Linked DNA regions of Homo sapiens: region 1 is linked to region 2. The links are chromatin loops, found by intact Hi-C in ENCODE. Cell type or tissue: PC-3. All regions are shown on one strand. Each heading gives the region's core, and the rest is flanking DNA. Links, peaks and the distances in the headings are about the cores only.

The links. A loop is a pair of places that touch in the nucleus more often than their neighbours do. Peaks named below come from ENCODE experiments on the same cell type or tissue, not always from the same donor. Only the 100,000 strongest peaks of a DNase experiment are listed, where the experiment ranks them.
Region 1: a loop joins it to region 2, with 4 times the contacts of the local background. A loop is called at or near these places in 3 of 110 quality-filtered maps.

Annotation. Positions count from the first base shown.
Region 1 is chr1:113,449,012-113,465,643 of GRCh38, forward strand. The region is part of intron 1 of MAGI3 (membrane associated guanylate kinase, WW and PDZ domain containing 3); the gene reads left to right. It also overlaps the pseudogene LOC100421402. Among named protein-coding and RNA genes, the nearest start is that of MAGI3, 67 kb to the left of the region's middle. In PC-3, for the core only: CTCF peaks have their summits at 4,110 (motif pointing left) and 4,911; DNase peaks (open chromatin) are centred at 4,080 and 8,140; H3K4me3 peaks cover 1,102 bases; H3K27ac peaks cover 2,732 bases.
Region 2 is chr1:113,310,579-113,327,210 of GRCh38, forward strand. No RefSeq gene overlaps it. Among named protein-coding and RNA genes, the nearest start is that of MAGI3, 72 kb to the right of the region's middle. In PC-3, for the core only: no CTCF peak of the experiment used is centred there; a DNase peak (open chromatin) is centred at 9,903.

The DNA of each region.
Region 1 (16,632 bases), core at 3,461-11,460, 140 kb after region 2:
AGAGGCTGAGGCAGGGAAATTGCTTGAACCTGGGAGGCAGAGGTTGTGGTGAGCCGAGATCACGCTATTGCACTCCCCTGGGCAACAAGAGCAAAACTTCATTTCAAAAAAAAAAAAAAAAGAATATTTTGCAATATCAGGGGGCAATAATGTGATATGCTGGATAGTAAAAAGTTAATGAGGACATAGATGCCTAGTCTAAGCAAAATAGATAAGAAGTTGCTGATCGTAATTGATGAGAATGACGTCACAGTGGAATAGCAGATAATGCATGAGTGGTGAATTTCCTCGTTTAGTCTTACTTTGAGGCAGCAAATAAATCCTTTATAAGTGTTGCATTACTTTTATGGTGTGTGTGTGTGTGTGTGTGTGTGTGTGACAGAGAGAGAGGCTTCAATCCTTAAATCATGTAATATTAAGAAAAAACAAATGAATTCACTTAGAAGATTTGGGGCTGGATCTATATTTTTTCATCATTTTAACATTTGGGGGTTAAAATTTCCAGACCGTTGGAGACGACATCCATCCAGAACAGAGTAGATCCTGGAGATTCTGGATAAATTATCTGCAAGTGCATTTTTTTTTCCCAATAGATTGAGTTTATTATCAACATTCAGTTTGCTGATTAAAAAATTTTTCAGTATATCGATATTGAACTCGAGTTGGAAGAGGCGAGTCTGGTCTCAAAATGGAGGGCCATGATCCAAAGGAACCAGAGAAGTTGAGAAAACTGTTTATTGGTGGTCTGAGCTTTGAAACTACAGATGATAGTTTAAGAGAACATTTTGAGAAATGGGGCACACTCACAGATTGTGTGGTAATGAGAGACCCCCAAACAAAACGTTCCAGGGGCTTTGGTTTTGTGACTTATTCTTGTGTTGAAGAGGTGGATGCAGCAATGTGTGCTTGACCACACAAGGTTGATGGGCGTGTAGTGGAACCAAAGACAGCTGTTTCTAGAGAGGATTCTGTAAAGCCTGGTGCCCATCTAACAGTGAAGAAAATTTTTGTTGGTGGTATTAAAGAAGATACAGAAGAATATAATTTGAGAGACTTCTTTGAAAAGTATGGCAAAATTGAAACCATAGAAGTTACGGAAGACAGGCAGAGTGGGAAAAAGAGGATTTGCTTTTGTAACTTTTGATGAGCATGATACAGTTGATAAAATTGTTGTTCAGAAATACCACACTATTAATGGGCATAATTGTGAAGTGAAAAAGGCCCTTTCTAAACAAGAGATGCAGTCTGCTGGATCACAGAGAGGTCGTGGAGGTGGATCTGGCAATTTTATGGGTCGCGGAGGAAACTTTGGAGGTGGTGGAGGAGCTATGGTGGTGGAGGTGGTGGCAGCAGAGGTAGTTATGGAGGAGGTGATGGTGGATATAATGGATTTGGAGGTGATGGTGGCAACTATGGTGTGGTCCTGGTTATAGTAGTAGAGGGGGCTATGGTGGTGGTGGACCAGGATATGGAAACCAAGGTGGTGGATATGGTGGAGGTGGTGGAGGATATGATGGTTACAATGAAGGAGGAAATTTTGGCGGTGGTAACTATGGTGGTGGTGGGAACTATAATGATTTTGGAAATTATAGTGGACAACAGCAATCAAATTATGGACCCGTGAAAGGGGACAGTTCTGGTGGAAGAAGCTCGGGCAGTCCCTATGGTGGTGGTTATGGATCTGGTGGTGGAAGTGGTGGATATGGTAGCAGAAGGTTCGAAAAACAGCAGAAAAGGGCTACAGTTCTTAGTAGGAGAGAGAGCGAGGAGTTGTCAGGAAAACTGCAGCTTACTTTGAGACAGTCCTCCCAAATGCATTAGAGGAACTGTAAAAATCTGCCACAGAAGGAACGATGATCCATAGTCAGAAAAGTTATTGCAGCTTAAACAGGAAACCCTTCTTGTTCAGGACTGTCATAGCCACAGTTTGCAAAAAGTGCAGTTATTGATTAATGCAATGTAGTGTCAATTAGATGTACATTCCTGAGGTCTTTTATCTGTTGTAGCTTTGTCTTTTTCTTTTTCTTTTCATTACATCAAGTATATTGCCCTGTAAATTGTGGTAGTGGTACCAGGAATGAAAAATAAAGGAATTTTTAACTTTTCAAAAGAAAAATTTTTCAGTATATCTGCATAAATGAAATTGGTCCATCATGTGTATTAGAGGAAGCTATCCTTACTCCGTTTGTTATCAGGATTATGTTAGCTTGAAGAATGGACTGATAAACTTTCTATAAGGCTTATTACAGGCTTTAACCTGTAAAATTGATCTCATCGTAAACAGCTTTGAGAGTATACAGATAGTTGACTATTTTTCTTCTCTGGTTTCTTCAGATACTCTTCATCATCTTGGATTTGTTTTAATAATTTATATATGTTAAAGAAAATAATCAAAACTGTGCAGATTTATAAATCTTTAAAATTGTACACAATATTATATATTTTAAAACTCCCTACATATGCAGTTTTATCACCCTTCTCATTTATGGTACACCATAAGACTCACTTTTTGATGCCAAGTGTTCTCGAAAATGTCCTAAGGAAGATCATTGCTGGAACAATGTTATTTTTGAGACTTTTGTTCCTTATAAGGAAATAGACATCAATTAAGGAGGGAATTTTTTTTTTGGAGGTGGAAATGGGTAGTATGATCAAGCAACTATATGTATATTTCCCTGGGGAACACGGCATTAAGAAGAGAAAATAATCCCAACTATTAACAATTTCATCTGTGCAGTGGTTTTTATTCTGCAACATTGTCTTTTCTATTTTTGTACATGTTTTCTAGAAAAGGTAAACATGTAGTAGAAATAAATGTGATGTTAATTGCTATGGCAGTGTGTCTGTACACATTACTTTTTTCTCCTGTCTACCCACCTTCCATTGGCAATCACCCAACTGGTTAGGTAAATGAGGGTGGATGGATAATAAACGTTTCTTCACAATTACTTCCTTAGCTCTCAAAAGGGATTCTGAAGCATTCCATTATAAGTGCTGCTTACAGACATGCTGAAATGACCACTTTTTGCTCTGGAGTGATATTCTTTGCTTAATAAAGAACAAGAGATCACAATATCTTTCTTTCCTGAGCAGAAGCAGGGCAAACTGTTGATTCCTTTTTGTTTTTTTCCTGCAAAGAAAGGACCTTGCTTATGTCACCCAATTTCCCCTTTCAGGAAGGGGAAGTAATTTTTAGTAAGTCAAGGTATGTAGTAGCCATAAGGTCTTCTGTTTAGGATTAAGGTTCAGTGAAGTCATTTGGCATTCATTTATTTTTGGAGTTTTGATCCGAAAGCTGCTTCATTGCAGAATTTTAGTCTGAATTATGTTCTAAAGATTGATGATCTCTCTATGGGACTTCACTGTAACTACTCCATTAGGACATCAGATTTAGCCAAGTATTTATGTGTTAATTTTGTTGGATTAACTTATGTGCATAGACATACACACACACACACACACACACACACACACACACTGAAGCCTCATTGTTCCCTTAAATTTTAATTTTTATTTGATATCTTTTCATAATCTATTGAGAAAAGTTATGATGGGAATGCAGTACTGTGAGTTTGCACTGACAATAAAGGTTGATCTATGACAGCCTCTTAGAAGCAACTACTTTAAAATATTTTATAGTGGGAAAAAACCCCACAAATGCAGTTGTTGTTTTGTATACTTTTTTCTCTGTTGACCTGAATAGGATTAAATAACCTCTAGGGTGATTTGCCCATTCAGCAAAGTGGCACAGGCCAAAAAGGAGATTAAAGTAGGATGAGGGGGAAACAAGGAAAACATGACAAAGGAAAACCCAAGATTAGAAAGACTCAGTGAAGAAATTTTACTCAAAGAAATAAAGAGGTTTTTTCTTCCTTCAGTATCCCCAAAGCAATATAGCAGGAAATCTTACTTTGATTATCCATCAACAAGCAAGAGTGGAATTAATAAGTTGACCAGCAAATTGATACATTCCACTGTGCACGCAAAAGTCAGACCCTTATAAGTAAGCAGTTGCATGATATACTTTATAAGTATATAAGCACATATGTTACAAGTTCTTCATGGGAAAGCAGACCAGCTCAGCCTAGCCTGAATGCCACCTAGTGTTCTCTTGTATGTATAGGATACAAGTGGAGCCAATGGTTGATTAATTGAAAATGACAATTAAGATAGGGAATTACATAAATTGATATAAATTTTCATGAGCATTTGATTTTTAACTTAAAGCATATACTGACTGGAGACTGCTGTCATCTTTCTTGCATAAACAACATATAATGCTTGTCTCCTGTTTCCAATTCAAATTTCCATAAAGTAGAACAAGAGCTTAGCAAACTGAGTATGGAATCCTACTCGATTTTTATATTTTTTATAACAATTTTTCTTTTCTAACATTTTGAGATTTACCTTTCCAAAGCTTTCAGTGTTTTCCCAAAACATTTATCTGTTTTCATAGAAACACCCTTTTTGTACTCATATTTCATAATATTTAATTAAATATTAAATTGCATAATCACAAATTGGCATAAAAGCAGTGAGAATGAACATAACTTGGTAAAACAGAATGTGAAGACATACTGCTATTGGAGTAGTCTGTTTGATTTAGCTTGCCTGTGGGCAGCTGCATGTTTTAAACAGGAAATGTAGAGCTAGCCCTTACATAGTGGAGATAGCCCATTTGGGGAGTTTCTGCTCTGTTTGATTTGGCTGATGCCTGTATTCTTCTTTAGGGATAATTAGCTATGATAGGCCTTTATGGCTAAGACTTTAAACAATAATACTTGGTGAAGTGAGTTGTCAAGGAGCTAAATATACACATTAGTATGAGAAGAGAGCAACACGCAATCTGATTTCAGAGCTGGTGCACTTAACCATCATGCTATCTACTGCTTCCCCTTGTGGGAAGTATTAGCATGCCACTTTATGTCCATAATATAGCAAGTAGATAAGAAATGGTGCATAGGAAATAATATAATTATGCTGACCCTTTTCTATATTAAACATTATTCTCAAAAAACAGAGCATATACCTCAGATATCTCTAGAAGAGTTACCAAAACTGATCTTCTATTAGGTTAACAGTATGCCACTAAATGAGTAAGAACAGGAATTATGCAAGCCATTTATGTAGATGAAATTCAAATAGAATTATAAATAACAAAACTGAAAAAGCCATTTGGTTGATAATTATTATTTGGGATGCATATTTTGCTTGTTTTAAATTAGTTTTCAGGGTCTTCTTCCTTTAGGGGTAGCTTAGCTCAGTCTTTAGCCTGATTCAGTTCAAGAGAAGAAAGGCTAACTACTTTTTACCCATAAGAGGCAGTGCAGCTTACTCTCTGGAGTCAAGCTAACAAGTATGACCTGTCCGTACATTTTAATTTCACTTAGTAGCTGTGTGACCTCGGGCAAATTACCTTACCTCTCTTGTCTCAGTTACCTCATTATAAAATAGGGATTAGTATCTATTACACAGAATTTCTTTTATTTATTTATTTTATTATACTTTAAGTTCTGGGATACATGTGCAGAATGTGCAGGTTTGTTACATAGGTATATACATGTCATGGTGGTTTGCTGCACCCATCAACCCATCTCTACATTAGGTATTTCTCCTAATGCTATCCCTCCCCTAGCCCCCCATCCCTCGACAGGCCCCGGTGTATGATGTTCCCCTCCCTGTCTCTATGTGTTCTCATTGTTCAACTCCCACTTATGAGTGAGAACATGCGGTATTTGGTTTTCTGTTCTTGTATTACACAGAATTTCAATGAGAATTAAATGGATTCATGTGAAGTTCTTACAACAGTGCCTGGTGTATAGTAAATGCTCAGTAAATGATAGTCATCATCATCCTTATCAACCTTGAAAAAGGGAAATAGTGATATTATTGTTGAAAATATAGCCAGAAACATGAATCTGAAGTATGTAGTATTGGAGATTAGGTACAGAATAAACAAGAAGTAGAACCAGAGAAGGCATACGTGAAAAATTAATGTGTGGTCCAGAATAGATGTCATAGTTCTGGGCATTACCTCTTGTTCATTAAAAGATAAATAGTGGGTCAGGGTAGAAATAAAAAAATAAGCTGGAGGAAGGAAATAATAAAAATGACATAGAAATACAGTAGGATAAATTCGAGAGTGGACTTTCTGAAAAATCCCAATAATATATGAGTACCTACAGCAAATCTAATTGGAAAAGAAAAAGAACGGGGGAAATCATTTAAAAAGTTAAAAAGAGGATCAGGGAGAGATCCTAAATAGTGTGAGAGACTGCTATGCAGAGTTGTGTGGTAATATATTTGGAAATCTTGATGAAATCTAAAATTTCCTAGCAGATATAAAAATCAGCTAGAGAAATAGAAGACTGTGATTATGTCATTCTTCTGCTTGAAATTCCCCTAAATAGCTTCCCATTGTTCTCAAGATAAAGATAGATACTTTCAACTTGTCTTCCAGTCCTCCCTGATCTGACCTGTTTCTTGCCATCCAGGCCTTGCATTCTTTTCCCTTGGGCTCCTGCACTCTGGCCATATTGATCTTCTTTCTGTTCATCTAATACTGTTCTCTTTTGCACCAGGACCTTTGCACGTCCTGTTTGTTTTGTGTGTTTTGAACACTTAATTTCTATTAATCCTTAGATTTCTACTCAAGTTTCATGTCATGGGGAAACTGAACCTTACTCTTCACAGACTAGGTTTGGGTCCCTGTGCCATCTGCTCTCATAGCTCCTTATACTTTGTTTTCATACTTAACACTATTAACAATTATTTCTGGGTATTTATGTCTCTTTCTCCCCAAGTATATCATAATTTCTTTGATGGTAGAATTGATGGCTGTTTTGCTTATTCTTGCCTAGCACAGAGAGAGGTACTCAGTATTTTCTGATTAAATAAGGACTTGCATAGTCAAATAACCTCTTCCGTTTTTTCTTTTTTCTCTCTCTTTTTTTTTTGGAGATGGAGTCTTGCTCTGTCGCCCAGGCTGGAGTGCAGTGGCATGATCTCGGCTCATTGCAAGCTCTGCCTCCCGGGTTCACGCCATTCTCCTGCCTCAGCCTCCCGAGTAGCTGGGACTACAGGCGCCCGCCACCACGCCCGGCTAATTTTTTTTTTTTTTTTTTTTTGTATTTTTAGTAGAGACAGGATTTCACCATGTTAACCAGGATGTTCTTGATCTCCTGACCTCGTGATCCGCCCACCTCAGCCTCCCAAAGTGCTGGGATTACAGGCGTGAGCCACCACGCCCGGCCCCATTTTTTCTTTAATAGTGAGATTTAGAAACCCATCCTCTCTCTCTCTCCCTCTCAAACATAAAAAACAACCTAAGTTGTTTCACAGACACATTCTTGTAAGCTTTCTAGGAAATAATTTTCTATATCCAACTGTTTTGTAACATACCCATATACATATAGAAAGCTATCCAGTTCATTTTATTTCAATCTCAAATTTGATAAAGTACCAAAAAGTAGTAATACAGACCTAGTTCAGTCATGAATATGGATGGGAAAAGTCAATATAAAATTCTAGCAAATCAGATTCAGCAGGATATTAAAAGAACATTTCATAACATAAGTTATACATTGAATTTAAAAAGTAGGTGAATATTAGATTAAAAATGAAAAACCACATGGTGATCTTAATGCCACAAAAGAGTTTGATAAAACTCAATATTCATTCTTTATAAAAGTATTTAATGGTTTGGATGAAGACTTCTTCAGTTAAAGAAAAACAAAGAAGAATTTCTGTCCAAACCAATATCCCAGTATCTTGCTATATAATGAAATGATAGAGTCATTTCTATGAAAATAGGATAAAATAAAGAGGCTTGCGGATACAGCCTTTTTTTTTTTTTTCCAAGTTCTAGACAATGCAATAAAACATAACAGAAATTAGAAGCAGGGCTTTTGGAAAAAAGGAGATACAGTTCCCATTTATTTGCAGGCCGATTGGTTATATCTAGAAACCAAAGAGAAAATTAAAAACTTTTGGAATTAGTAAGAATAGGTATGAATTAATATGAGAGTTGAGTTGGATACACATGTTTTTGAGCTGATTCATGCAAAGGCTTTCCAAGCTCCTTTGTGTTTTACTAGGTTGTGTTTGCTTAAAGTTGGCTCGCTAGTACGCAGTCATGAGTCAGGGGAAGAGAAGGAGCCTGACTGGCTCCTATATTGTTCTGAGTCATATTTCTTTTTTTCAGTGGAATTAAACCAACATGATTGTTGAAAGAGATCAAAATTTGGCAGGTTTTCATTTGCTTGATATCTGTAAACAGACTTTTCTTTCAGGAAAGGAATTTGGAGGAGGGCAGAGCCATCATTATCTCTTTTTTACAAATCTACAATTTCCCATTTGACCCTTACAATTAATCTGAAAGTCAATTTGTGTTTGAGATTATACGACAGTAACAGGTTGATAAGCAGACATTTCTATGTCTTATTCGATAAGAAATACTGAATTAAGTTGGAGAATGGAGGTCATGTGCTGCCCCGTACATTTCTCATCTTGTCCTCAGCAAGGACTATATGGTAATTTTCATAGATTTTGTCAATTAAATGACCGATATTTGAGTACCTTTTAAGTGCTAGTTCCTGTTCTTGGTGGTAGGATTGCAGTGGTGAAGAAGATATATTCTGTTCTTAAGAGGATTACATTGCAGAGGGGATAGATAGATAATAAGCTGTGTATAAATAAGATAAATTTAATTATAAATAATACTGATAAATATAGAGAAGATAAAATAGGTATTGACCAATTATGAATGGCATACTGTATGGCAAGAGCTTTTTAGATGGAGTCAAAGAAGTCTTTGCTGAAAAGGTGACATTTGAATTGAGTCATGAAGGATGAGGAAGAGGAAGCCATGAGGGCACCTGTTCTAAGAGCATTTCCCAGCATAAAGAACTATGTGGTGACAATAAATTCAGGGACAGAAAGGAGGCCAATGTGGCTGAAGAACAGTGAACTAAGTGGGAGAGTAAGAAGAGGTAATGCTGGAGAAGTAGCCAAAAACCAGGTCACGTAGGAACTTGTGGGCCATAAGAAGGAGTTTGGATTTTTGGAAATGTGTTGGAAAACCTTTAGATTGTTTGTTTGTTTTTCAAAGTGAGATGTTTATGATCTGTGTGGAAGACAGACAAGAAGAAAACAAAAGTGGAAGTAGAAAGACCAGGTAGGACATCGTTGCTTGTGCTGGTGGCTTGGGTCCAGGTGGGTGCAATGGAGATTCAGGGCAGCAAGTAGAATTTGACTGATGGATTGGAGTGGTATGAAAGAAAGAGTCAAGGATGGCCCTAATTTTTTGATCTGAATAATAAAGTGTATAATGAATGCTGTTTGCTGAAATGGGCAACTCTTGAGATTGGAAGTGAAGCTATGAGTTGAGAGCACTTTCTCTGTTTTGGCTGTGTTAACTCTCAGTATCCCCCGGAAGTCATTATTATCATTTGCCATCTGAATCCATTATACCCTGTTTACTTTCAATTTTTATGTTTTTTACTTTTATATTTTTTTGGAGACAGTATCTCACTCTGTTGCCCAGACTGGAATGCAGTGGCATGATCATAGCTCCCTGCAGCCTTGAACTCTTGGGCTCAAGTAATCCTTCCACCCCAGGCTCCCAGGTAGCAGCTAGGACTACAAGAGTGTGCCACTGCACCCAGCTAGTTTTAAATTTTTTTATTGTTTTGTGGATACGAGGTCTTACTATGTTGCCTAGGCTGGAATGCAGTGGCACAATTATAGCTCACTGCAGCCTTGAACTCCTGGGCTCAAGTGAACTTCCTGCCTTGGCCTCCCAAAGTGCAGATATTACAGGTGTGAGCCACTGTGCCTGTTCATTTTCTAAGTTATTTTATAAATAATTAACACAAGTAAACAATGAAAAACAACCTTATTAGAAACTTTAATAAGAATTTAACCATAGCAAACCCAATTTTTTTTATCCTGTAAGTTCCTGGTTTTGAAGACACATACATATTCAAAATGAGAAAAAGTCCTTTGAATATAATCATCAATTGCTATATACAAACCTGTAACATATACATTATATAAATACTGATTTCCAGATTTAAAATGAATCTCTTAATATGTTCTGGGTTTATCATTACTTCTGGTTTTTGCATTTTATTGTCAAAAGGCAGTATTTTTGAAAACTTTGATGGCTAAGATTTTGTTGAAGAAAGGATAAACACTTTCAATTGAAAAGTATTTTTGTTTTTTAGATTTATCAACTAATGAGAATGATCGATTTAATGAAATTTGTTATTTCTACATCAGTTATTTTTTCTCCACACTTTTTATATAGATACTTATCATCAGCATTTGTCTACCTATGAACTTCATCAAGTAAATTTAGCTTCATAAACATCATAAAAAGATCAATGAATACTACCACATATTCTTTTAACTAAATGGGATGGTCTAGGATCTTGTAACATATTGCACAATGAAGTTTCCTGTTGAATGACTGTCTGGCTAAAAGTACTTCTTGTCCTTAAAAATCATATTGTACATTCATTCCTTCTTAAGTTTCAGAAAATTTATCTAGGATATCATCATCTGAAGATTCATAACCTGAGATTTCACTACTACCTGCCTCTTTACATTCACCATCTAATAACTGTGAAATATCTTTCTTTGTCAGTTTTCTTCTCTTTGCCATTATGGGTAGAAAATGAAATATTCTGAATTTTCAACCGTGTTTACTGAAACCCTCAAAAATACAAAGATAGGATTTCCAGCCTTCTTTTCAAAAGATGAGACAATACCACCAACCAAAAAAAGCCTGGGACCTGATGGATTCACAGCCAGATTCTACCAGATGTACAAACAAGAGCTGGCACCATTCCTACAGAAACTATTCCAAAAAACTGAAGAGAAAGGACTCCTCCACAACTTATTCTATGAGGCCAGCATCATCTTGATACCAAAACCTGGCAGAGACACAACAGAGAAAGAAAACTTCAGGCCAGTATCCTTGATGAACATTGATGTACAAATCCTCAACAGAATACTTGCAAACTGAATCCAACAGCACATAAAAAAGGTAATCCACCATGATCAAGTAGGCTTCATCCCTGGGATGCAAGATTGGTTCAACATACACAAATCAGTAATTGTGATTCATCACATAAACAGAACTAAAGACCAAAAACTACATGATTATCTCAATAGATGCAGAAAAGACTTTTAATAAAATTCAACATCCCTTAATGTAAAAAACTCTCAATAAACTAGGTATTGAAGGAACATACCTCAAAATAATAAGAGCCATCTATGACAAACCCACAGCCAACATTGAACTGAATGGGCAAAAGCTGGAAACATTACCCTTGAAAACCGGCATGAGACAAGGATGTCCTGTCTTACCACTTCAATTCAACATAGTACTGGAAGTCCTTACCAGAGCAGTCATGCAAGAGAGAGAAATAAAGGGCACCCATACAGGAAGAGAGGAAGTCTTCTCTGTTTGCAGATGACATGATTGTATATCTAGAAAACCCAATAGTCTCAGCCGGGCACGGTGGCTCACGCCTGTAATCCCAGCACTTTGGGAGGCCGAGGTGGGCGGATCATGAAGTCAGGAGATCAAGACCATCCTGGCTAACATGGTGAAACCCCATCTCTACTAAAAATACAAAAAATTAGCCGGGCGTGGTGGTGGGTGCCTATAGTCCCAGCTACTTGGGAAGCTGAGGCAGGAGAATGGCATGAATCCAGGAGGCGGAGCTTGCAGTGAACTGAGATTGCGCCACTGCACTCAAGCCTGGGTGACAGAGCGAGACTCCATCTCAAAGAAAAAAAAAAAAGAAAACCCCATAGGCTCAGCTTGAAAACTCCTCCAGCTGATACACAGCTTCAGCAAAGTTGCAGGATACAAAATCAATGTACAAAAATTTACTAGCATTCCTATACACCAACAACAGCCAAACTGAGAGCCAAATCAGAAAGGCAATCGAATTCCCAGTTGCCACAAAAAGAATAAAATACCTGGGACTACAGCTAGCCAGGGAGGTGAAAGATCTCTACAATGAAAATTACAAAACACTCCTCAAATAAATCAGAGAAGACATAAACAAATGGAAAAGCATTCCATGCTCATGGATAGGAAGACCCCATATCATTAAAATGGCTATATTGCCTAAAGCAATGTACAGATTCAATGCTATTTCTATCAAACTACCAACAGCATTATTCACAGAACTAGAAAAAACTAGTTTAAAACCCTTACGGAACCAAAAAAGAGCCTGAATAGCCAAGGGAATCCTAAGCAAAAAGAACAAGTGCCAGAGGCATCATGTTACCCAACTTCCAACTATACTACAAGGTTACAGTCACCAGAACAGCATGGTACAGGTACAAAAACAGGCACATAGACCAATGGAACAGAAGAGAGAGCCTAGAAATCAGGCCACGCATCTGATCATCAACAATGCTGACAAAAACAAGCAATGGGGAAAAGACTCCCTATTCAATAAATGGTGCTGGGATAACTGGCTAGCCATATGCAGAAGATTGAAGCTGGATCCCTTCCTTGCACCATATATAAAAATCAACTCAAGATGGATCAAAGGCTTAAATGTAAAATTCAAAACTATAAAAACCCTGGAAGACAACCAAGGCAATACCATCCTGGACATAGAACCGGCAAAGATTTTATGACAAAGACACCAAAAGCAATCACAACAAAAGCAAAAATTGACAAGTGAGATCTAATTAAACTTAAGAGCTTCTGCATAGCAAAAGAAACTATCAACAGAATAAACAGCCAATCTACAGAATGGGAGAAAATATTTACAAACTATGCATCTGACAAAGGTCTAATATTCAGCATCTATAAAGAACTTAAGTAAATTTAGGGGAGAAAACCCCATTTAAAAAGTGGGCAAAGGACATGAACAGACACTTCCCAAAAGAAGACATACATGAGGCCAACAAGCATATGAAAAAAATCTTAATATCACTGATCATTAGAGAAATGCAAATTAAAATCACAGTGAGATACCATCTCATACCAGTCAGAATGGTTATCATTAGTCAAAAAATAACATGCTGGTGAGATTGCAGAGAAAAGGAAACACTTATACACTGTTGGTGGGAGTGTAAGTTAGTTCAAGCATTGTGGAAAGCTGTATGATGATTCCTCAGAGACCTAAAAGCAGAACTGCCATTTGACCCAGCAATCCCATTACTGGGTATATACCCAGACCAATATAAATCATTCTACTGTAAAGACACATCCATGTGAATGTTTATTGCAGCACTATTCACAATAGCAAAGATGTGGAATCAACCTAAATGCCCTCAGTGACAGATTGGATAAAGAAAATGTGGCACCTAAATACCATGGAATACTATGCAGCCATAAAAGAATGAAATCATGTCTTTTGTGAGAACATGGATGGAGCTGGAGGCTATTATCCTTAACAAACTAATGCAGGAACAGAAAACCAAATACTGCATGTTCACACTTACAAGTGGGAGCTAAATGATAAGAACCTACAAACGAAGAAAACAACAGACACTGGGGGCTACTTGATGGGGAGGGTGAAAGGAGCAAGAGGCGCAGAAAATATAACTATTGGGAACTGGGCTTAATACCTGGGTGATGAGATAATATGTACAACAGACCCCCTTGACACATGTTTACCTATGTAACAAACCTTCACTTCTACCCCCAAACCTAAAATAAAAGGTGAAAAACAAAAGATGAGGCAATACTTTGAGTAATGCAATAAGAAAACTGAAGGAGGGTATAGTAGTACAGCATCCTTTTAGGCAATTCTATTATTCTTACAATTTTAGATTTTTAAAAATATAGTTGGGAATAACTGATAAATAATGATGAAATAATTTTCAGGATGATGGATTACCGAAAGATTTAAGGTATAGGAAAAATAAGATCACTGAGGCCCTGTAATATATCTTAGATTTATGAAAGAGTCCAATGGACCCATATGGTAATTGCAAGACAAAATGAGTGTGTTTTAAAAACAAGTAAGAGTTCTGTTTGCTCTTGAATACCTCTAAGAAAGAATAAATTCATGAAATATCAATCCTTACAAATAGAACTGCCCAGAAACAAATTTAAAAAACAAATCTCCAGTCTAGTGGTCCCAGATAATACCAAGGGATAAGTTTGAAGTGTGTATTAAATATCCCATTGGAGATGTAGAGTAGTGGTTGTCTCCAGAAATCTAAACCTCAGAAGAGAGGTCTAGACTAGAGGTTTCAGTCTGAGAGTCATCAACCATTTGAAGCTTTGGATCTAGATGAGATCACCCAGGAAAGAGAGGATAAATGGAAAGAGAAGAGGGCCAAGAATAGAGCCCTGTGGCACACTAGATTTTAGAAATCTCATTTAGGAGAAAGATACTGAGAGGGTGCAACCAGTGAGGTAGAAACCTGTGATATAACTTGGAGAATAGTGTTTTAGGTGGGGAGAAGTCAACTGGATCAAAAGATAAGAGTAATTTTTAAAAAAGTAAGGTCAGAGAAGTTTGATCATTGACTTTTTTAAGAATAGGGATCTTTGATGACCCTTAGGAGAGCTGTTTCATTGAAGTGATGAGGCTGAAAGCCTGTTTGTGATGGATTAAAATGAGGAAGTAGAGATAAGCAATAGAGGCAAATTTTACAATAAATTTTGCTGTGAAGGCGGGGGAGAGATGGTATTTGGTGAGAGTTTCTTTTAACCCACTTTAGAGGATTGAGAGGAATTGGTAGAGTACCTGGAATTGGGGATGTCAATCAGGGAGATATTGGTACCTTAAATTAACATATTAAGGCTTGACATTAATACTCTCACATTAATACTGTATAGAATAGAGCAGAATTCTTCTCTCTCCTTTTCTCTTTTATGGATGTATAATAGAGGTACATAGTTTAGGGGTACATGTGAAAATATATTCCTATAACTTACAGAGATCAAATCAGTGTTCTTGGGATATTCATCACCTTAAATATTTGTCTTTTCTTTATGCTATAAACATTCAAATTATGCTAGCTATTTCAAAATGTACAATAGATTAAGTTATAGTCACCCTACTCACCCTACTGATCTATCAAAGAGTAGGTCTTATTTCTTCTATCAAACCATATATTTGTACCTATTAATCAACTCCTCTTCATCTCTTCCTTGCCCATATACTTCCTGGCCTCTGTTAACCACCAATCTACTGTATCTTTATGAGATCCACTTTTTTGGCTCCCACATATGAGTGAGAACAAGCAATATTTGTCTTTTACTGCTTGGATTATTTCTTGACATAATTACCTCCCGTTTCATCCACATTGCTACAAATGACAGGATTTCCTTCTTTTTTGTAGCTGAACATTATTCCATTGTGTATACATACTACATTTTCTTTATCCATTCATCTGTTAATGAGCACTTAGGTTGATTTATATCTTGGCAGTTGTAAATAGTGCTGCAATAAACATGAGAGTGCGGATATATCTTTGATATATTGGTTTACTTTCATTTGGATATATACCCAGTAGTGGAATGGCTTGATCATATGGTAGTTCTATTTTTTATTTCTTCAGGAACTTCTATACTATTCTGTGTAGTGATTGTATTTATTTACATTCCCACCAACAATGTATAAGGGTTCCCCTTTGTTTCCATCCTCACCAGCATTGTTATTGTCTGTCTTTTTGATAAAAGGCATTTTAACTAGGGTGAGATGGTATCTCATTGTGGTTTTTATTTGCATTTTTCTGATGATTACTAACAAGGAGCATTTGCTCACTTACCTGTTGGCCATTTGTATGTTTTATTTTCGGGAATGTCTGTTTAGATCTTTTGCCCGTTTTTAAATCAGATTCTTTGGCTTTTTGCTGTTGTGTTGTTTGCGCTCCATAAATATTCTGATTATTAATCCCTTGTCATATGGATAATTTGCAAAGATTTTCTCTCATTCTGTGGGTTGTCTCTTTGCTTTGTGGTTGTTTCCTTTGCTGTCCAGAGCTTTTAGCTTGATATAATCCCATTTGTCTATTTTTGCTGTGTGGCCTTGTGCTTTCGACATCCTACACAGAAAATCTTGGCCCAGGTCAGTGTCCTGGAGCATCTCCCCAGTGTTTTCTTCTAGTAGTTTTTCTTCAGTTGTTCGAGGTCTTAGATTTAAGTATTTTATCCATTTTGCTTTGATTTTTGTGTTTGGTGAGAGATAGTGGTATAGTTTCATTCTTCTGCATATGGTTAATCCAGTTTCCCCAGCAGCATCTACTGAAAATACTGTCTTTTCCCCATTGTATGTTCTTGGTACCTTTGTCGAAGATGAGTTGGCTGTAAATGCTTGTATTTATATCTGTGTTCTTTATTCTGTTCCATTGGTCTATGTGTCTGTTTTTATACCAGTACCATGCTGATTTGGTTACTATAGCTTTGTAGTAAAGTTTGAAGTCATGTAGTGTGACCCTTCCAGCTTCATTCTTTTTGCCCAGCATTCCTTTGGCTATTTGGGGTCTTTTGTGATTCCATATAAATGTTAAGTTTTTTTTTCTATTTTTGTGAAGAGTGTTACTGGTATTTTGTTAGAAATAGCATTGAATCTATAGATTGCTTAGGGTAGTATGGACATAGTAACAATATTAATTCTTCTAATCAATAAACATGGAATA
Region 2 (16,632 bases), core at 4,930-12,929:
CATGGAGGGAACATTTCAACCAGCCCTAACCTCAGGGGAATTGTCCATCTGAGAAGTTGGAACTTGAATTCCAGCCACCCTTCATACCATGGGCTAAAGTGTTATGGAGTTCTAAATAAACTCGAAAGTCACTCTAGGCCACAAGGACTGCAATTCCTGGGCAAGTCCTGGTGCCGTGTGGACTTGGGGTGCACGTGACCTAGTGAGACACAACCTGGGGTGGCCAAGAGAATGGTTGTGCGACGCCTACCCCAACCCCAGGCAGCTCAGCTCACAACTCTGAAAGAGACTCCTTCTTTCTACCTGAGGGGAGGAGAAGGAAGAATAAAGAAGACTTTGTCTTGCAACATGGATACCAGCTCAGCCTCAATAGGATAGGACACCAGGCAGAGTCGTTACGGTGCTCATTTCAAGCCTTGGCACCCAGATATTTCTAGACACACCCTGGGCCAGGAGGAGACCTGCTGCCTTGAAGGGAAGGACCCAGTCCTGGCAGAATTTATTAACTGCTGACCAAAGAACCCTTGGGCCCTGAATAATCAGCAGGGGGTAGTAAGGCAGCATTTGTCATGAGCCTTGGGTGAGACTCAGAGACGTGCTAGCTTCAGGTGTGACCCAGCACATTTGCAGATCTAAGGACTACATGGAAGGACTCCTTCTGCTTGAAAAAAAGGCAGAGGGAAGAGTAGAGGAGTCTTTGACTTGAGCTTAGGTACCAGCTTGGTCACAGTGGGGAAGGGCACCAAGCAGGCTCTTATGGCCCCCAATTCCAGGCCTTGGCTCTAGGATGGAAGTTGTGGACTTTCCCTGGGCCAGAAGGGAGCCCATTGCCCTGAAGTGAGAGTCCTAGGCCTGGTGGCATTTACCAAAAGCTGCCTGAAGAGCCCTTGGGCCTTGAGTGAGCATCAGTGGTAGCTAGGCAGCATTTGCCACAGGCCTGGGGCAGCAGTAGCCATGGGGGGAGACTCCTCTGCTTGTGGAAATGGGAAATAAGAGGGGGAGGAATGCCTGTAATCCCAGCACTTTGGGAGGCCGAGGCGAGGGGATTACCTAAGGTCAGGAGTTCGAGACCAGTCTGGCCAACATGATAAAACTCTGTCTCTACTAAAAATACAAAAATTAGCTGGGCGTGGTGGTGGGAGCCTGTAATCCCACCTACTTGGGAGGCTGAGGCAGAAGAATTGCTTGAGGCCAGGAGGCGGAGGTTGCAGTGAGCCAAGATTGTGCCACTGCACTCCAGCCTGGGCGACAGAGTGAGACTGTGTCTCAAAAAAAAAAAAAAAAAAAAGAAAGAAAGAGAGACGGAAGGGCTTGCCTTATGGCTTGGGTGCCAGCTCAGCCACAGAACAATAGAGCACTAGGTAGATCCCTAAGGTTTCCAACTCTAAGCCCTGGCCTCCATACAGCGTCTCTGCACCAGTCTGGAGAGTGAGAAACTCACCACCCTGAAGGGAAGGACACAAGCCTGGCTGATTTCACTACCTGCTGACTGTAGAGTCCTAGGGCCTTGAGTGAATGTGGGTAGTAGTCAGGCAGTAGTTACGGTGGTCTTTTGGTGAGACCTAGTGCTGTGCTAGCTTCAGGTGTGGCCTAACACAGTCTCAGTGGTTGTGGCCACAGGAGTGCTTGTGTCACCCCTCCCACAGCTTCAGGCAGCTCAGCACAGAGAGATACTCCATTTGTTTGGGAGAAAGTAAGGGAGGAGTCTCTGCCCTGTAATTCAGAGAATTCTTCAAGATCTTATCCAAGACCACCAAGGCAGGACCTCTGTGAGTCTGCAAGAACCACAGCGTTACTGGGCTTGGGGTAACTTCTAATGCAGATATGGCTATAGTGATCAAAAACTTAGATCACCAAACCGAAGTCCGTTCAAATACCTGGAAAGCCTTTCCAAGAAAGACGGGTACAAACAAGCCCAGATTGCAAAGACTGCAATAACTACCTAATTCTTCAAAGCCTGGACATTGACAAGCATCCATAAGCATCAAAACCATCCAAGAAAACAGGACCTCACCAAACAAACTAAATAAGGCCACAGAGACCAATCCCAGAGAGACAGAGATATGTGACCTTTCAGACAGAGAATGCCAAATAGTTGTTTTGACAAAACTCAAAGAAATTCAAGATAACACAGAAAAGGAATTCAGAATCCTATCAGATAAGTTTAACAAAGAAATGGAAACAAAAAGAATCAAGAGGAAATTCTGGAGTTGAAAAATGTAATCAACATACTGAAAAATGCATCAGAGCCTGTTAAAGAGCAGAACTGATCAAGCAGAAGAAAGAATTAGTGAGCTTGAAGACAGGCTATTTGAAAATACACTGTCAGAGGAGACAAAAGAAAAAAGAATGAAAAAGAATGAAGCATGTCTACAAGATCTAGAAAACAGCCTCAAAAAGGCAAATCTAAGAGGTATTGACCTTAAAGAAGAGGTAGAGAGAGAGAGATAGGGGTAGAAAGCTTACGGAAAGGATAACAGAGAGGTTATCCCAAACCTAGAAATATTAATATTCAAGTACAGGAAGGTTATAGAAAACCAAGCAGATTAAACTCAAAGAAGGCCACCTCAAGGCATTTAATAATCAAATTCCCAAAGGTCAAGCATAAAGAAAGGATTCTAAAAGAAACAAGAGAAAAGAAACAAATAATATACAATGCAGCTCCAATACATCTGGCAGCACACTTTTCAGTAGAAGCCTTACAGGCCAGGGGAGAGTGGCATGACATATTTAAAGTGCTAAAGGGAAAAAAATTTAACCCCAGAATAGTATACCTGGCAAAAATATCCTTCAAATATAAAGGACAAATACAGGCTTTCCCACACAAACAAAAGCTGAGGAATTTCATTAATACCAGAACTGTCCCACAAGAAATGCTAAAGGGAGTTCTTCAATCAGAAAGAACACAACTTTAGTGAGCAATAAGAAATCATCGAAGGCATAAAACTCACTGGTAATAGTAAGTACACAGAAAAACACAGACTATTATAACACCGTAATTGTGGTGTGTAAACTACTCATATCTTAAGTAGAAAGACAGAAAGATAATAAAAAACAACTTTTCAAGACTTAGACAGTACAATAAGATGGCCAGGCACGGTGGCTCATGCCTGTAATCCTAGCACCACTTTGGGAGGCCAAGACAGGCAGATCATGAGGTCTGGAGTTCAAGACCAGCCTGGCCAACATGGTGAAACCCTGTCTCTACTAAAAATATAAAAATTAGCCGGGCATGATGGCACGTGCCTGTAATCTCAGCTACTCAGGAGGCTGAGGCAGGAGAATTGCTTGAACCTGTGAGGCGGAGGTTGCAGTGAGTCCAGATCGTGCTGCCACCACACTCTAGACTGGGCAACAGAGCAAGACTCCATCTTAAGGAAAAAAAAAAAAGCAAAAACAAAACCAGACAGTTCAAAAAGATATAAGTAAAAACAAGAAAAAGTAAAACCGTGGGCAGACAAAGTTAAAGTGTAGGGCCAGGCATGGTGGCTCTCACCTATAATCCCAGCACTTTGGGAGGTCAAAGTGGGTGAATCACCTGAGGTCAGGAGTTTGAGACCGGCCTGACCAACATAGTGAAACCCTGTCTCTACTAAAAATACAAAATTAACTGGGCATGGTGGTGCATGCATGTAATCCCAGCTACTTCGGAGGCTGAGACAGGAGAACCTCTTGAACCCAGGAGGTGGAGGTTGCAGTGAGCCAAAATTGCACCATTGCACTCCAGCCTAGGCAACAACAGCAAAACTCTATCTCAAAAAAAAAAAAAAAAAGAAAGTTAAAATGTAGAGTTTTTATTAGTTTTCTTTTTGCTTGTTTCTCAGTTTGTTTATGCTATCAGAGTTAAGTTGTCATCAGTTTAAAATAATGGGTTATAAGATGTTATTTACAACCCTCATGGTAACTCGAATCAAAAAACATACAAAGGGTACAAAAAAACCATGAAGCAAAAAGCTAAAGTATACCACCAGAGAAAATCACTTTCACTAAAAGGAAGATATACAATGAAAAACATACAATGGTTATACAAAAAATAAGCAGCAAGAAACTAAAGCATACCACCAGAGAAAATTACCTTCACTAAAAGGAAGACAGGAAGGAAGGAAAGAAGGAAGAGAAGATCACAAAACAGACAGAAAACAGAAAACAAAATCGCGGGACAAAGTCTTTAATTATCAATAATAAAATTAAAAGTAAATGGACTAAACTCTCCAATCAAAAGACATAGAGTGGATTTTAAAAACAAGTGGATTTAAATCTGAATGGATTTAAAAAACAAGACTCAATGACCTGTTGCCTACAAGAAACACACGTCATCTGTAAAGACCTAAATAGACTGAAAACAAAGGGATGGAAAAAGACTGTATTCAAAGGAAACCAAAAAAACAGCAGAAGTAGTTATATTTATATCAGCCAAAATAGATTTCAAGACAAAAACTATAAAAAGACACAAAGATGATCATTACATAATGATAAAGTGATCAATTCACCAAGAGGATATAACAATTATAAGTATATATGTACCCAACACTGAGGCACCCAGAAATATAAAGAAAATATTACTAGAGCTAAAGAGAGGGATAGACCCCAACACAATTAGAGCTGAAGACCTCAACCTCATTTTGAGCATTGGAAAGATCATCCAGACAGAAAATCAACAAAGAAACACTGGACTGCATCATAGACCAAATGGATTTTATATTTACAGACATTTTGTCCAATGGCTACAGAATACACATTATTCTCCTCAGCATATGGGCCACTAAAAAACTCTTATAACTGATAAACAAATTTGGTAAAGTTGCAGAATACTAAATCAACATACAAAAATCAGTAGCATTTCTATATGCTAACAGCAAACAATCTGAAAAGAAATCAAGAAAGTAATCTCATTTATAATAGCTATAAATGAAATTAAATACCTAGGAGTTAACCAAAGAAGTGAAAGATCTCTACAATAAAAAATATAAAGCATTGATGCAAGAAATTGAGGAGGACACAAAAAATGGACAGATATTTCATCTTCATGAATTGGAAGAATTAATATTGTTAAAATGTCCATGCTACCCAAAGCAATTACAGATTCAATACAATCTATCAAAATACTAATAACATTCTTTACAGAAATAGAAAAAAAATCCTGAAATTTATATGAAGCCACAAAAGACCCAGAATAGCCAGAGCAAAAATAAAAACTGAAAGAATTACATTACCTGACTTCAAATTATACTACAGAGCTATACTAACCAAAATAACACGGTAGTGGCATAGAAACAGACACATAGACCAATAGAACAGAATTGAGAACCCGGAAACAAATCCATACATCTACAGTGAACTCATTTTCAACAAAAGTGCCAAGAACATACCTTGGGGAAAGGGACAGTCTCTTCAATAAATGGTGCTGGGAAAACTGGATATCCATTACACAGAAGGATGAAACTAGACCTCTATCTCTCACCATATACAAAAGCCAAATCAAAATTAATTAAAGAATTAAATCTAATACCTCAAACTATGAAACTACTACAAGAAAACATTGGAGAAAATCTCCAGGACATTGGCCTGGGCAAAAATTTATTGAGCAATACCCCACAAGCATAGGCAACGAAAGCAAAAATAGACAAACAGGATTACGTCAAGTTAAAAAGCTTCTGTACAGCAAAGGAAACATAAACGAAGTGCAAAGACAACCCACAGAATCGGAGAAAATCTTTGCAAATGATCAATCTCACAAGGGATTAATAATAACCAGAATATATAAGGAGCTAAAACAGCTCTACAAGGAAAAAAAATCTAAAAATCCAATTTATTTTATTTTTTTTACAGTCAATAATAATTTATTGTACATTTAAAAATAATGAAAAGATTATAATTTGATTATTTGTAACACAAAGACAGGGCATATGCTTGAGTTGATGGATACCTCATTACCCTGATGTGATTATTATGCATCGTATGCCTATATCAAAATATCTCATGTACCCGATACATATAAACACCTACTATGTACCAACAAAAAATAAAAATTAAAAAATTTTAAAAGGCAGCTTCACAAATGAGCCAATTAGTAGCACTTTAACATTGTGTAAATAATATGTTGAAGAAAAGAGAATTTCACAAAAAACTGGAATGCATAAACAAGATTCAAATATAAATTCTAGAATTAAAAATTAACTGAAATTGTCCTATGACCCACAAATGCTACTCCTAAATATATAGTAAGCAGAAATATCCCAAATCTTCATTGAAATATGTATACAAATATTTATAGACACCTTAGTTCATAATATCACCCAACTAGAAACTACTCAAATGTCCATGAATCACTGAATGAATAGATAGGTTGTGGTATATCCACACAATGGAATACCAATGTCAAGAAGCTTTTTTTTTCTTTTCTTTTGTTGAGATGGAGTCTCGCTCTGTCGCCAGGCTAGAGTGCAGTGGTGCAATCTTGGCTCACTGCAACCTCTGCCTCCTGGGTTCAAGCGATTCTTCCGCCTCAGCTGCCCCAGTAGCTGGGACTACAGGCACGTGCCACCATGCCCAGCTAATTTTTGGATAAAAATCCAATTTAAAAATGGGCAAAAGATTTGAATAGACATTTCTCAAAAGAATCCATACAAATGGCAAACAGGTATATGAAAATGTGCTAAAAATCATTAAGCATCAGAGGAATGCAAATCAAAACTACAATGAGATATACTCTTAGCCATTAAAATGGCTTTTATCCAAAAGACAGGCAATAACAAATACTGGAGATAATGTGGAGAAAAGAGAACCATACATACAAAGAGAACATACACCATTGTTGGGAATGTAAATTAGTACAACCACTATGTAAAACAGTTTGCAGATTCCTCAAGAAACTAAAAATAGAGTTACCATATGATCCAACAATCCCATTGCTAGGTATATACCCCAAAGAAAGCAAATTAGTATATAAAGAGATATCTGCAGTGCCATGTTTATTGCAGCACTATTCACAATACCCAATATTGGGAAGCAACCCAAGTGTCCATCAGCAGACGAGTATCTCAAGAAAATGTGGTACTTCCACTGACTTTCTTCACAGAATTGGGAAAAACTACTTTAAATTTCATATGGAACCCAAAAGGAGCCCACATAGCCAAGACAATCCTAAGCCAAAAGAACAAAGTGGGAGGCATCACGCTACCTGACTTCAAACTATACTACAAGGCTACAGTGACCAAAACAGCATGGTACTTGTACCAAAACAGATATATAGACCAATGCAACAGAACAGAGACCTCAGAAATAACACCACACATCTACAATCATCTGCTCTTTGACAAACCTGACAAAAACAAGCAATGGGGAAAGGATTCCCTATTTAATAAATGGTGCTAGGAAAACTGGCTAGCCATATATAGAAAGCTGAAACTGGATCCCTTCCTTACACCATGTACAAAAATTAACCAAGATGGATTAAAGACTTAAATGTTAGACCTAAAACCATAAAAACCCTAGAAGAAAACCTAGGCAATATGATTCAGGACATAGGCATGGGCAAGGACTTCATGACTATAACACCAAAAGCAATGGCAACAAAAGCCAAAATTGACAAATGGGATCTAATTAAACTAAAGCACTTCTGCACAGCAAAAGAAACTATCATCAGAGTGAACAGGCAACCTACAGAATGGCAGAAAATTTTTGCAATCTACCCATCTGACAAAAGGCTAATATCCAGAATCTACAAAGAACTTAAACAAATTTACAAGAAAAAAAACCATCAAAAAGTGGGCAAAGGATATGAACAGACACTTCACAAAAGAAGACATTTACGCAGTCAACAGACATATGCAAAAATGCTCATCAGCACTGGTCATCAGAGAAATGCAAATCAAAACCACAATGAGATACCATCTCATGCCAGTTAGAATGGCAATCATTCAAAAGTCAGGAAACAACAGATGCTGGAGAGGATGTGGAGAAATAGGAATTCTTTTACACTGTTGGTGGGAGTGTAAATTAGTTCAACCATTGTGGAAGACAGTGTGGTGGTCCCTCAAGGATCTAGAACTAGAAATACCATTTGACCCAGCCATCCCATTACTGGGTATATACCCAAAGGATTATAAATCATACTACTATAAAGAGACATGCACACATATATTTATTGCGGCAGTATTCACAATAGCAAAGACTTGGAACCAACCCAAATGTCCCAAATGTCCATCAATAATAGACTGGATAAAGAAATTGTGGCACATATACACCATGGAATACTATGCAACCATAAAAAAGGATGAGTTCATGTCCTTTGCAGGGACATGGATGAAGCTGAAAACCATCATTGTCAACAAAATATCACAAGGACAGCAAGCCAAACACCGCATGTTCTCACTCATAAGTGGGAGTTGAACAATGAGAACACATGGACACAGGGAGGGGAACATCACACACCAGGGCCTATTGGGGGCTGGGGGGCTGGGGGAGGGATAGCGTTAGGAGAAATACCTAATGTAAATGATGAGTTGATGGGTGCAGCAAACCAACATGGCACATGTATACCTATGTAACAAACCTGCACGTTGTGCACATGTACCCTAGAACTTAAAGTATAATAAAAAAAATGGTACTTATACAAAATGGAGTACTATTCAGTGATAAAAAAAGGATGACTTCCTGTCATTTGCAACAACATGGATGGAACTGGAAGTCTTATGTTAAGTGAAATAAGCCAGGCACAGAAATACAAGCTTTGCAAGTTCTCACCAATTTGTGGGAGCAAAAAATAAAAACCACTGGACTCATGGAGATAGAGGGTAGAATGGTGGTTACCAGAAGCTGGGAAGGGTAGTCGGGTGAGGGAAGGGGGAAGGATAGTGGTTACAAAAATGTAGTTAGATAGAATGAATAAGATCTAGTATTTGATAGCACAATAGAATAACTACACTCAACAATAATTTATTGTATATTTTTGAATAACTAAAAGAGTATAAATGGATTGTTACAAAAAAGGGATAAATGCTTGAGATGATGGATATTCCATTTACCCTGATGTGATTATTATGCATTGTATGCCTGTAACAAAATATCTCATGTACCCCATAAATATATATACCTACTATATAAGCAGAAAAGTTAAAAATAAAAAATTTTTTTAAAAATTGAATCTTGGTATTCATAATTATTGACTCAATATTTTCTTACTAAGACCATTACTGAATAATGACCATGCTTTTTGCCAGACATAGAATTGTTCCAAGGAAGTCTAGGGTCTAATATAAAGCAAGGTATTCTATAATAGTATAATAATAATCCTGTCTGTGCTATCCATTTGTAATTAGTCCATTCAGAATCATGATCTTAAAATAATTTCATCTAGTAGGATATATATATATATTACATATGTATTTATATATTTATAAAATTGAAATACATATATATGTATCTATAAAATGGAAATACATACATATTTATCCTGTCATTTTCAACAATATGGATGGAACTGGAGATCATTATGTTAAGTGAAATAAACCAGGCACAGAAAGACAAACTTTGCATGTTCTCACTTATTTGTGGGAGCTAGAAATTAAAACTATTGAACTCCTGGAGATGGAGAGTAGAATGATGGTTACCAGAGGCTGGAAAGAATAATGTAGGCAGGGAGTGGGAAAGGTTAATGGTACAAACATATAGTTAGATAAAATGGAAATACATACATATTTCCATTTTGTAGATAGAAAAAAACAGAAGCTCAGAGATGTCCAGCAGCCTGTCCCAGGTTGCTTGGTGAAGTGTTTTTTACAACTCCTTTGCCAGTGCTCTGCCTCTGTTATGTAAAAAAATACAAGGTGGTATTTGTAGTATCACTTGCTATGCAGCCTGTAATGGTTAACTAGATTAATTAGTCATAAGTGATTCAGAAGCACTGGGTAAACATGGGTGTGTATACATAAATGATCAGTCACATATCAAATAGCTTTTAGCCTACATATGTTTGAAGAAGGGTGCTCTAGGAAGAATTTTTAAAAGCTAAGCTTCAGAAGTAAAGGTTCTTATGCAACACTGATATTAATATTCTATAAAACTATTTAAAATTGATTAGGTTGCTATATCACTAAAAATCCAGAGGGAACTAATAATTTTGGAGTATTGCCCAAATGATGACCCCAGGCAACCCCTGAAACCAGCAGTGAATACTGCGTTAGGATTTCAATCTATTTATTAATATTATGCTTCTACACAAAGAACACAAAATAGAGAGAAGAGAGGAGAGCAATGGCCTGTCTAGTTGATATGATCAGTATTGATAATTAGAGGAGATAAAGAACAAGTAACAGATTTTGAGATTTTTGTCTGAATTGTCTGAATAATTGTCTAAGCTGCTTGTGTGTGTTTGTGTGTGTGTATGTCTGTGTGTCTGTGTGTAGATTCAGAGATGAAAATGAATTTCAATTTTTAAAAATCCATTCCTCATAATTGGTCCTAATGCCTAATGATAGCATTTTTCAAAATAGAAGTTCATCTGATATTGTTGTTAGTAGAGGCAAAGGGAAAGGGAGTCTCTGCTTTCTGGAAAGCTAGCAGCATGGCATTAGCTCACCATAAGTATCAGTGGTGCCTATAGTGACCCTCTTGCCCCCCTTTTCTCTGTTCTCACACCTATTGTTACGTAAGAAACTCCCCTTTTCTCTCTTTCTTAGAATTCTTATGAAGAATTTCTGCTCTTGCTCAGCACTGTTGTTCTTCCAATGCCCTCGTGTGAGAGAATAAGAATTACTTGCAAATCAAATTCCAGGGATTTGCATGGTAGACTTGAAGCTCTTGCTGCCTTTTGTTGGATAACTAAGATTGGTTTGTATCTTGTACAAACATTCCTGTCATTCATTAAAAGAAATGTAATAGTCTATTTAGGTATGCAATTCCTTCACTTCTCCAAACATATGACCTGTTTGCCTCTTCAGAAGAAGCCAGAGAGCTGGATCAACCTCTTTTGGCTGCTAAGTTACTGTACTTGTTTCTATTACCCTTGGTCCACGTGTATTGCCAGGAAAAAGATCTTCCCTTGAGCTTCAAACATTTGATTCTTAACCCCATATATCATTCTTAAAATTATCAAGATGACTTTGTTAAGCAACTGCTAAGCTAACTCATAGGTATTGCCAATGGCATACACTCTTTATCTATAGGAAAATATTAGATAGTAATGTACTCAGAAACTTGGAACAATTTTTTTTCTTTACAAAGTGATAATGACCTCTATACTTGACCTCCCAATTAAGAGTGTAGTTTAAAGAAACTGCCAAATGTTCACAATTAGGCAATAGAAAGACCTACTTAAGAAGTAGAAAGCAAGCTTCCCATCTGTGAAGTCTTTACTACCCACATGGAACAAAGATAACATAAAAATGTCAAGTGAACAATTACATATGGAATTCTAGGAACTCTGGAAGGGAGGAAGAACCAGAGGAGTCTTCCAGATCAAGGATCAACAAACTCTTCTTGTAAAGAGACAGAAAACAGATATTTTAGGCTTTGCAGGCCATATGTTCTTTGTTGCAACTATTCAGCTCTGCTTTGTAGTGCAAACGTAGCCATAGACAATAATGAGTATAATTGTATTTCAATAAAACTTTATTTATAAAAACAGATGGTGGGCCAGCTTTGGATCATAGATTGCTGATTCCTGTCCTAGACCAAACCCCTCCCAATATAGAAATCTCATCTCTAGCACCCAGACCATTCTATATTTGGACAGTTGTAATAACTGGAGGTTTTCCTTATACAAAGTTACACCGTGTCTCTCTGAAACTCTCACCCACTGTTACCACCGTTGCCTCTGAACTAGACCATGACAGTAGCCTCCTAACTTATCTCTCTGGTTCTACCTTGTCCTTCCTACAATCAATTCTCCATAGAAGCCCCTTAACTAGTCCTTATAAAATGTAAGCCAAATCATGTCATTCTCTGGCTCAAGGTCCTCTGATAGTTTTCTATAACATTTACAATAAATCAAAATGCTTTACCTCAGCCTATAATTATAGGCCTGAAATACCTGGTTTCATGACTGTTTCTCTGATCTCATTTCCTACTACTCACTGCTCTCTGGCCACACTGGCTTCTCAGTGTTTTCCAACATACTATGTGCATTCCCATCTCAGGGCGTTTGTGCTGGTTTTTATTTGTCTGGAATTTCTTCTCCCAAATGCTTGCAGGGCTTGCTCCTTCTTTTCATTCAAGTCTCTGCTCAAATGCTACCATCTCAGAGAGGCCTTCTCCAGCTGCATTATCTATCCTGCTCCATGCTCGACTGTATATTTTACCCTGCTCTATTTTATTTCATATCATCTAACGCTAACATTATATTATACATATGAATGTGTGATTCTTTTTATAATTTACTCCCCCAACTCATGCCAGTTTTATATCAGTAGGAATTTATGTGCCTTGTTCACTGTTGTATTTCTACTGCCTAGAGCAGGAACTAGTATATATCAGTTACTTACTACATATTTGCTGGATACATGATAAATGTGGCTTTGCCCAGTGCAGTTTCCAAAAATACATATGATCACTCTTCCATATGACAACACTTCTACACGTGAAGGCAAGCTCTATATTCTTCCTAAATTTCCTAGTATCCAGGGATATGTAGCTTCCACTCCTGTAATATTTGCATTACTCCCTTAGGCCCAATAACTGGTCATGATCCTTAAGTTTTGACCTTAGGCTTCTACCTACATTTGCTCATCAGGTTACATCTGCCCCTGGTCACTCTGGGTACCTACTTTACCAGATCTAGTTTGACTTTTGGGACCTCTACTCCCTAAGGTTTGCCCAGGCACTTGTGAAAGGGAATCAAACACCAGTGTGTAGACATTTGTCATTCCTTTTAGCTGCTCAGTGACTGAACTTCCCCTTGGGTTTGAGGAATCTCCTCCCCACCTTATGAGACAAAGACCTCTATTCAGCAAAGAATCTGAAATTTCCATATATTCACTTTCCTAACCACCCTTACAGTAAGAGTGCTGTCACATGATCTAGCCTTCACCAATCAGATACTCTAGTCCTAAATTTCGTGGCAAGAACCAGTGAGGTTAAGAAGCAGCAACTGACCAAAATCCATTCTGGTGGTGCTGTGACAAAGGTAGCCATGACGTTCTGTTTCAGAGGCAGCAAAAGCAGAGGTTCTAGTGCATCCAGAGCTTATCTTCTTCTGACTTACTTGTGTACTATGATTTATTATGTATTATGCTTATTGTTAATTGTGTTAGAATGTTAGCTCCATAGGGGCAGGAATCTTTGCTTTGTTCAGTTGTGTGTCCCAAGCATCTAGAGCAGGGCCTGGCACAAAGTAGGAGCTCAATAAACATTTATGAATGAGTGTGCGCTGAGATGACCTTTTTTTTTTTTTTTATTGAGAGGGAGCCTTGCTCTGTCACCCAGGCTAAAGTGCAGTGGTGTCATCTTGGCTCACTGCAGCCTCCGCCTCCCGGATTCCAGTGATTCACCTGCCTCAGCCTTCCAGGTAGCTGGGATTACATGCACGTGCCACCACACCCTGCTAATTTTTGTATTTTTAGTAGAGATGGGGTTTCACCATGTTGGCCAGGATGGTCTTGAACTCCTGACCTCAGGTGATCTGCCTGCATCGGCCTCCCAAAGTGCTGGGATTACAGGCATGAGGCACCGTGCCTGGCTGGAGATGACATTTTTTCATCTATCAGATTGATAAAAAAGGCTTATCTGTGAGAGTGTGAAGGAATAAACATTTACACATTGTTGGTGAGATCATAAATTGCTGTAAACATTTTAAAATGTAAGATTGAAAATAATTTCATATCCAGGAATTATGCTGCACAAGTACACTGAGATCTTAATTCAAAGATGTTCATTGCAGGATTCTTTGCAATAGCAAAATATTGAAAATAAACAAAATATCAATCCATAGGGAACTGGATAAATAAATTTTTATATATTCATAGAGTAGAACTATATGCATTGACATGGAAAGGTTTCCAGACCTAGAACCCTCGGATATAAATAGTACCTAGTACTATTTTAGAAACTTTAATAAACAATTTTTTCAGAAAGGTATTCACAAGTAAGTTTTTTGCAGTGGTTGCTTTGGGGAAGCGGGTAGGTTTGGGGTTGTGGAAGGGGGGAGATTTTTGCTTTCTCATTTTATGCCTTTCTATACTATTTTACTTTCTCCCGTATGTGTGTATTATTCATATTTGTAAAAACAAAGAAAATGAAATGAGTTGACTTTTATCCCCCTACTCTGTCGTCCAGACTGGAGTGCAGGGGTGTGATCACAGCTCACTACAGCCTCAACCTCCCAGTCGAGGGGATATTTCCACCTCAGCCTCCCAGTGCTGCTAATTTTGTCTTCTAAATATTTATTGACCTCACCCCTCCTCTCTATCCTCACTTTTTGCCCTGTTTAAGGCCAGCTGGGACTACAGGCCTATGCCACCATGCCCAGCTAATTTTTAAAATTATCTGTAGGGACAAAATTATTTGTAGAGACAAAATTATTTGTAGAGACAAAGTGTCGTTGCCCAGGCTGGTCTCAAACTCCTGGGCTGCAGCAATCCTCCTGTCCGGCTCTCCCAAAGTGCCGGGATTACAGGTGTGAGTCACACATGCTTGGCCATGAGTTGGCATTTTTACTAATCAAGTTAGCAAAGTGTTTTGGTTTTGTTTAGTTGTTTTTAATGATGATTTTCTGCAGGAAGAGATATTGTGAAATGGATAACCTTACAATACCAGTGGCATTATAAATTGTTGCAATCCTTTTTGAAAGAGGTTTGATAACATGTAACAAAAGGTTTTAAACATTTGTATATTTTGATACTGTAAACATTTTTAAGAAATCTATCTTAAGGAAATCTGTCCCATACATGGAAAGCACTTTATATATAAAGATATCAATGAAATTATTATTTTAAATATCCCAACATTAGAAACAAATATCCCATAAAATATGAATTAAAGCACATCCATAGACAGTCAATATTATCTATTTAAAATAATATTTACAAAGATTTTGTTACAAAATAAATACGTTTGAGGTGTAATGTTAAGAGAAAAAAATATCACACACTGTTAGACTTAGTGGACAGAATGATCACAACCATGTTAAAGGATCTTCTTAGAAAAATACTGACAGGAATGTTAATTAGTGGGTAGCAGAACTTTTTCTTATCCTAGCTTTCGATAATTTCCAAGTTTTCTAAAATAAGCATTTATTATTTTATATTGGAAAAATAACTATTCTGTAAAGAGGAAATGAGACATGCTTGGTATGATTTGTTCATAGTCAATGTGTTCTGAGGCTAAATTAATCCACCATTTTAATTTCTAAATGAAATGTTCATTTACTGTTTCCAAAAATTGGCTACAGCATTTTGCCAAGGACCAATCATCAAACTTGCCAATTTTTATTATCCAAAGACACTCATTACTCATCACCAAGTGCTGCTAATTTTGTCTTCTAAATATTTATTGACCTCACCCCTCCTCTCTATCCTCACTTTTTGCACTGGTTAAGGCCTTTATCCTGACCGCACCTCCAGCTTCATTCTGGTTTCCCTCCATTTCACCCTCCACTCTGCCATGAGAGCAGTCTTTTTACAACACTGTTATACCACATTATTCATTTACCAAAACCTTCCCATAGCTCTTATGGCCCCAGGGCCACAGGGTTCTTGGTGAACCTACCAGACTCTCCTGACCCAAGCCCTGTCTGCATCTCCCCATCTCTCTTCAGCTGAGAATACAGAGGTGCTCATGGTTCTCTGAGCTCACCCTGCCACTTTACAACTCCTTGGCTTTGTTCATACCATTGCTTCAATCTAGAACCTTCTTCATTTGCTAACTCTCTGCCTTCCCCATGCCTCAGGCCCAACATCTGCTCCTCCAGGAAGACTTCTCTGACCCACCAGGCTGGGTCACAAAAGTGAACAAACCAATACTGCTTGTTAGGTTTTCAGAGCATTTGCATATAGAATAACACATCTAGCCCTCGTAATAACCCCGTGAAAATGGCAAGAAACACATTATCCACATTTTACAGATAAGAAAGGTAAGATTCAGACAACATACTTGGTTGAAATCATGTGGCTCATAGGGCAGAGCCAGGACTGGTACCCCGGTAAACCTTGACCTTAAATACAACGTTTGGTTTTTGTTTTGTTTTATTTCCTTTCGTGCTTGCTTTCTGAGCTGCTAAGATTAGAGAGGCAAACCTAGAGAGGCTGAGGAGCTGTTCAGGAGAAGGGGAATCTAGCTGATAGAGAATCTTGACATTTTTCAGTATGTCAATTGCCTTTTTCAACTCCAGAATTTCTTCCTGATTCTTTTTAATTATTTCAATTTCTTTGTTAAATTTATCTGATAGAATTCTTAATTCTTTTTCTGTGTTACCTTGAATTTCTTTGAGTTTTGTTCAAACAGCTATTTGAAATTCTCTGTCTGAAAGGTCACATATCTCTGTCTCTCTGGGGTTGTTCCCTGGTGCCTTATTTAGTTTGTTTGGTGAGGCCATGCTCTTTTGAATGGTCTTGATGCTTATGGATATTTGTTGGTGCCTGGGCTTTGAGGAGTTATTCATAATCTGGGCTTGTTTGTACCTGTCCTTCTTGGAAAGGC